Regions from separate parts of the Homo sapiens genome. Here region 2 is linked to region 1. Evidence: chromatin loops called from intact Hi-C (ENCODE). Cell type or tissue: OCI-LY7. All regions are shown on one strand. Each heading gives the region's core, and the rest is flanking DNA. Links, peaks and the distances in the headings are about the cores only. Region 1 overlaps SMYD3 (SET and MYND domain containing 3). Region 2 overlaps SMYD3 (SET and MYND domain containing 3).

Evidence for each region. Hi-C counts contacts between places; a loop is a spot of excess contacts. Peaks named below come from ENCODE experiments on the same cell type or tissue, not always from the same donor. Only the 100,000 strongest peaks of a DNase experiment are listed, where the experiment ranks them.
Region 2: it touches region 1 in a loop (11-fold over the local background); 2 of 110 quality-filtered maps call a loop at or near these places.

The regions. Positions count from the first base shown.
Region 1 is chr1:245,953,103-245,956,019 of GRCh38, reverse strand. The region is part of intron 5 of SMYD3 (SET and MYND domain containing 3); the gene reads left to right. Among named protein-coding and RNA genes, the nearest start is that of SMYD3-AS1, 150 kb to the left of the region's middle. In OCI-LY7, for the core only: no CTCF peak of the experiment used is centred there; a DNase peak (open chromatin) is centred at 1,449; H3K4me3 peaks cover 1,924 bases; H3K27ac peaks cover 1,854 bases.
Region 2 is chr1:245,809,533-245,812,449 of GRCh38, reverse strand. The region is part of intron 10 of SMYD3 (SET and MYND domain containing 3); the gene reads left to right. Among named protein-coding and RNA genes, the nearest start is that of SMYD3-AS1, 300 kb to the left of the region's middle. RefSeq lists an enhancer at 1,646-1,735. In OCI-LY7, for the core only: no CTCF peak of the experiment used is centred there; DNase peaks (open chromatin) are centred at 1,249 and 2,029; H3K4me3 peaks cover 2,438 bases; H3K27ac peaks cover 2,500 bases.

The DNA of each region.
Region 1 (2,917 bases), core at 323-2,822:
TTACAAACAGTGTTCCTATGGAAATTCTCTTCATAAGCGCCTCCTAGAAGACACATCAAGAGGTCTGTCAGCTATAAACTATAGCAACATGCATCAACATAAATGAATCTTAGGATATAATGTTGAGCCAAAAAAAAAAAAAACCCAAAACAAATTGCAAAATCATCAATGCAGTATGATTCCATCTGTAAGTAGCCAAAAGTATGCAAAGCTAAACATACAATATGTTGCTTAGTGCCTCCTTATCCATGGGGGATACATTCCAGTACCCCAGAGGGTGCCTGACACCATGGATAGTACTGAACCTCATGTATACTGTTTTTTCTTATGTATACATACTTACAATAAAGTTTAATTTATAACTTAGGCACAGTAGATTAACAACAATAATACTAAAATAGAACAATTATAACAATATACTGTACTATCTATACTCAGGTATCAGGTAAATCTATTTGGATGTAGGAAAGTTTCTTGAAGGAGGTGACATTTAAGCCGGATCCTAAAGGATGAATAAAATTATGAGCGATCGCAGTAGTGAAAAAGATATTTTTAAAAGAGGAAACTATGAATAAAGATATAAAAGCTATGACCTGGCAATCATATGCCAAAAAAAAAGAAAAGACATAAAACCACATGGGCGGCCAGGCGCGGTGGCTCATGCCGGTAATCCCAGCACTCTGGGACGCCAAGGCAGGAGATCGAGACCATCCTGGCTAATGCGGTGAAACCCCGTCTCTACTAAAAAATACAAAAAAAAATTAGCCAGGTATGGCGGCGGGCACCTGTAGTCCCAGCTACTCAGGAGGCTGAGGCAGGAGAATGGCGTGAACCCGGGAGGCGGAACTTGCAGTGAGCTGAGATCGCGCCACTGCAGTCCAGCCTGGGCGACAGAGCGAGACTCAAACAAAAACAAAAACAAAACACCACATGGGCCCACAACCTGACTTGGGAATGACAGAGAAGCCAGGATAACTGAAATACGTGTTGGGTGCAGGGAAACACAGGATGGGAGTAGATTATAGGGGGCGTTTGATGTCACACGAGAGAATTTTGTCTTTATTCTGCAACTACTGGGTAGATCTCCTGTTTCTCTTTTGTAAAATCAAATCTGTTTTTAAAAAAGATTTATCTGATGACAATTTAAAGAATGGTTTGGAAAAAGACAGGGACCAGAGAGATTGACTTGGAAAGTTGCAAGTAAGAGATAATGAATACAGGAGACAAATACCTGCAGTGGAAACGGGAAGAAAGGGCTGAATGTGAGAGTGGCACAGAGATATGATTTGATTAGCACATGAATTTGGAATAAACTACCACTGTTTTAAAATTTAATTTGCGACAGTCTTGCTGTGTCACCAAGGCTGGACAGTGGCTGCAGTGGTGCTATATTGGCTCACTGCAACCCCTGCTTCCTGGGGGCTCAAGCGAGCCTTCCACCTCAGCTTCCTGAGTAGCTGTGACTGCTGGTGCCTGCCAGCATGCTCGGCTAATGTTTTAGCATTTTCTGTAGAGACAGGGTTTCACCATGTTGCCCAGGCTGGTCTCAAACATCTAGGCTCAAGTAATCTGCCCGCCTCAGTCTCCCAAAGTGCTAAGATTACAGGTGTGTGAGCCACCACACCTGGCCTACCACTTTCTTTATCGTCCCCTTTTCTTCCTGTTTTTCTTTGGCCTGTTCCTTACTGCCTCTGGCTCATCTTGATCTGCAATTTTATTGGTATAATTGCCATATTGACTCAGGAAACTAGCTACCAACTACATTTTAACTAGCATCTTTAAAACGCTTGTCTGAGAAAGAGTAACAATGTTTACTACAAGCATTTATACCAGGGCAAATGGTATAAGGACTAAGGAGAAATACACTTTTCCTAATTACAGTGTTGACCCCTTAGGACGCTGAGCATTTGTAATTTAATTACATCAGTGAGTTAATGTGGAAAAGTACCTGATACACTTCGTGTTAGTTTCATTTTGCTTCCAAGTATTACTTTCACTTTCTTCTTTAATTTTTTGAAGTAAAGAGGATTATCAGATTTAAACAAAGTTACACAAAATCCTTTTTAAAATTAAAATAATCATTGTTGAAAATCTTGCTGAAGTTCTGTTGTGTTTCTGTAGGTACAATGAGCTAAACACGTTTTAATCTTATTCAGCATTGAACATGCAGGCTTCATTTGTGAAAAGTCCTGTGTTTGTTTGAAGAACCAGGCACAAGAGTAATCACAGAACATACTTTTGAAAGTACATGTGGGGTTTTTGTTGTTGCTGCTGTTTATTTTTAAAAACTGAACCCTACTTGGCCAGGCACGGTGGCTCATGCCTGTGATCCCGGCACTTTGGGAGGACAAGGCTGGTGTATCATGAGGTCAGGAGTTCAAGATCAGCCTGGCCAAGATGGTGAAACCCTGTCTGTACTAAAAATACAAAAAATTAGCCAGACGTGGTGTCAGGCGCCTATAATCCCAGCTACTCAGGATGCTGAGGCAGAGAATTGCTTGAACCCAGGAGGCGGAGCTTGCAGTGAGCCGAGATCACACCACTGCACTCCAGCCTGGGTGACAGAGCGAGACTCTGTCTCAAAAACAAAACAAAACAAACTGAACCCTACTTTTAAGCCAGTTTACTTTATGTTTGCTTTTTCTCACTTTTTATTTTTTTCAGAGTTACATCCTAAAAAATGTTTTTAGTTAATTGAAAGATTTTGGTCTAGTTGGAGTTGATATATTAATGTGCAGTGAAGTTTCCCAATGTAGCAAATTTAAACTATGGAAGAAGAAGAAGAAAAGGTAATCTTGCTTTGTTTCTTTCTCCAGATATACTGATAATATATATTATGACCAAAGAGATCTAACTAGCTTCAATTCCTCTTTGGGGAAATAACACTTTACCCAAAGGTGTTTATTTTTATCACTTT
Region 2 (2,917 bases), core at 300-2,799, 140 kb after region 1:
TGACGGTGTTCACTCATTCCTTTGTGCGGCCATCAGATAGCAGTGGTGGTGCCTGGTAGTAGGGGAAGGTTTACAAACCCTGGGGCAGCTCCTGCATGAGGAGGGCCAGCACATTCAGGGAACTGAAATAATTCAGGCCCTCCTGAGCACAAGCTTGTCCTCTATGCAAAGGTGAAGCAGTTCATACACTCAGAGGATTTTAGAATTAAAAGGAACAGTTTTAACTGTTGGACTTTAGTCCTTCAATCCATCCTTATGGTTTTCTGGGAGAGAAAAAGGTCCACCGAGGTAAAGTGAGTTGCCCACACACGTGACTGGCTGATGTGGCCTGCAGACTCGTATCCCGGAGATCATGCCAATCTCAAGCCACCGAACATAATTATCACCTACTTCCAGAATGACATTCCATATCCCTGAAAATGGAAAATCAATTTTGAAACAATCTAAGCAAAGAAAGAGGACCATCTTCTGTGCTAGTGTGTTGTATGCAGTAGGAAGAACGGGCTTCGGAGTGGACACAGACCCATGTTCAAATGTAAATTCTTCCATTTACTAGGTGGGTGATTTCAGGCAGCATGCTTAACCTTTCAGAGCCTCAGTTTATATCATCAGTAAAATGAAGATAACCTTTCAAGAATTCATCAAAAAGATTAATGGAACAGTATCCATAGAGCACCTGTACAGCACATCACCTGATTTTTAACTTTCAAGAAATAGTGGTTATTGGCCATTTGTGATTAGAGATGTGTTCACTCCTCACTGATCTGTGTTTAGGAAGATAGCTTTTTCCAAATATGAAATTTTTATGTGTCTGGTAGAGAGAGGGTGGAAATGGAACTGTGGTTGTAAAGGCAAAATGACAAGAACGGCCACATTAGATCATTAACTGTTCCAAAAACCTCTCATCAGATGTTTTTCCAAATTCAGAAGATCCTAAGCCCAGTCCTTTAAAAAAATAATGTTAAAAGTATAGTGCTAAGAAACCCAAGACTTTCAACATTTCAAATCTGTCTGGGAGTACACATACAGAAAGCATAACAGATAGTTAATGGAATCTGTCTTTTTGATGATAATTATAGCATTCTTAAGTAGGCTGGAAACACATCTGTATACCTGAACTGCTTCAAAATTATTTGCTTCAAGGGGGCATTCAGTATCTTGCTAAACTTTCAAGTTAGAGATAACTACTGTTTAAATTGATGGCAGGTGTTTGATCTATAAATAAGAGCTGTACTTTGCACTTCAGCGCTCTGTTTACCTGCTGCACGGTGTTCATTTGCATCACCCTGGGAAACTGGAAAGGCCACAGGAATAGGCATCAGTGATACACCAGACGTGACAGCTGAAACACAGCCTTCACACTTACAAATTCCAGGAGGGACTAGCTCTCCTTTCAGAGGCAAGAAGCCATGTTGAATTGGAAGATGCATCAGTGAGCCTGGAGAGAGGTGAGAAAATCATATCAGAAGTGTAATGAGCACTAGGGATTTTGTCCAGAGTATGTGATAACCTCACTAGCTACTGAAAAATCTTGCCTAGTTATTTATGTTTTCAGTCAGCCTCAGTGTGGAGACTGCACTCCCTCCGTCTGCTCGGCCACGTGGCTTTGGCAGCCTCATCTCTTTTCAGCATCGTGCCCATATTTCAATTTGCTGTTGGGGAATTCTTTGAAAAGTGCGTCTTTCTCTGCAGTTCTCAGCTCAGTTCTCATTCAAATTACAGAATTCTGATGCTGGTCCTGGGGCTTACCCAGGCTAGACACATAAGCTCTAAGAGGCTTTCCCTTTTCCACGCTCCTCACACCTGAAACTGCTGCTCAGGTCCATAGCGCAGGTCAGAGGGATGATCAGTTCTTGAATCACTCCCCAAACCCTGCCCCCACCAGCCTTCAACTCCGTGGCTGCAGTGGAGACAGAGGCTTTGGGTGAATAACAGAGTAGGTGCTGTCGACTGGCTTCCTGACTACTCACAGACCACAGTCTTGCCAGTACCAATGCCATCTGTACAAGGATGCTTAGAGTTCTGGGAAGGGAGTAAGGAGGATTAGCGGGGGATTCTGAAACAGGTGCCCTGCCTCAGGGCGCCAGAGTCATGGGGGTCATCCCCAGGGGAGGGATCACCAGTACAAATTGCTGTACAGTGAGCCTGTCTCATACTTGAGCTGCAGAATGAGTTGTAGGCTCTTAGTTCTGAGTTCTGTGACAGCCTCTCCCAGCCTGTTGGGTGAGAGGCCTCACCTAGCAAGAGAGGTGATGTTTGTTCCAAAGAGCTGCTCTAACTCGAAGGCTCTGCTGCCTTGTGGTAGACTCCCAGAGTACTGCGGAAAGAGACAAGGCCGCCTCCTGCCCAGGCAGCAGGAAGAACTGTTAAACTTGGTGAAATTGGTTTCTGGTGGTGAAATGGATGGTACCCAATGAGTACTACTTACCTCGTTTGTCCCCTCTGAAACCAAAATCTTGGCTCCAGTGGTAAATTGGGTACCTGCATTTCAGCTACCTGGAGGGTCTCTTTATCTTGGGACTTTGTGAAAATGACAATGAGAGAGAACCTGTCATCTATGATGAAGACTCAGTACAGCTAATTCCAAATCTTTACAATAATAAGTTGTCAAGGATAATACAGAGAAACTTCTGCCACCAGTCTGCAGTTCTGTCTCACTAGGGAATTGTCCCTGAGCAGTGTGGCCCTGGGAAGCTCCTCTGTGCTGGCCTGGCCAGGATCCTCTTTTCATTGTCCCCTTTTTGTCCTGGTCAGGCACAATTGTGCCCGCACTAGGATGTTTTCTGCGTCTTGCCTCCTAACCACGCCAAGCTTTCAGCCTTTACTTGGGAATCTAAACAATGCCTTCCTGACGTTGCACTCCTTGTTCTCTCTCACCTGAGTGTTTTTGTCTGTATGACCAGCTGCCACACAAAGG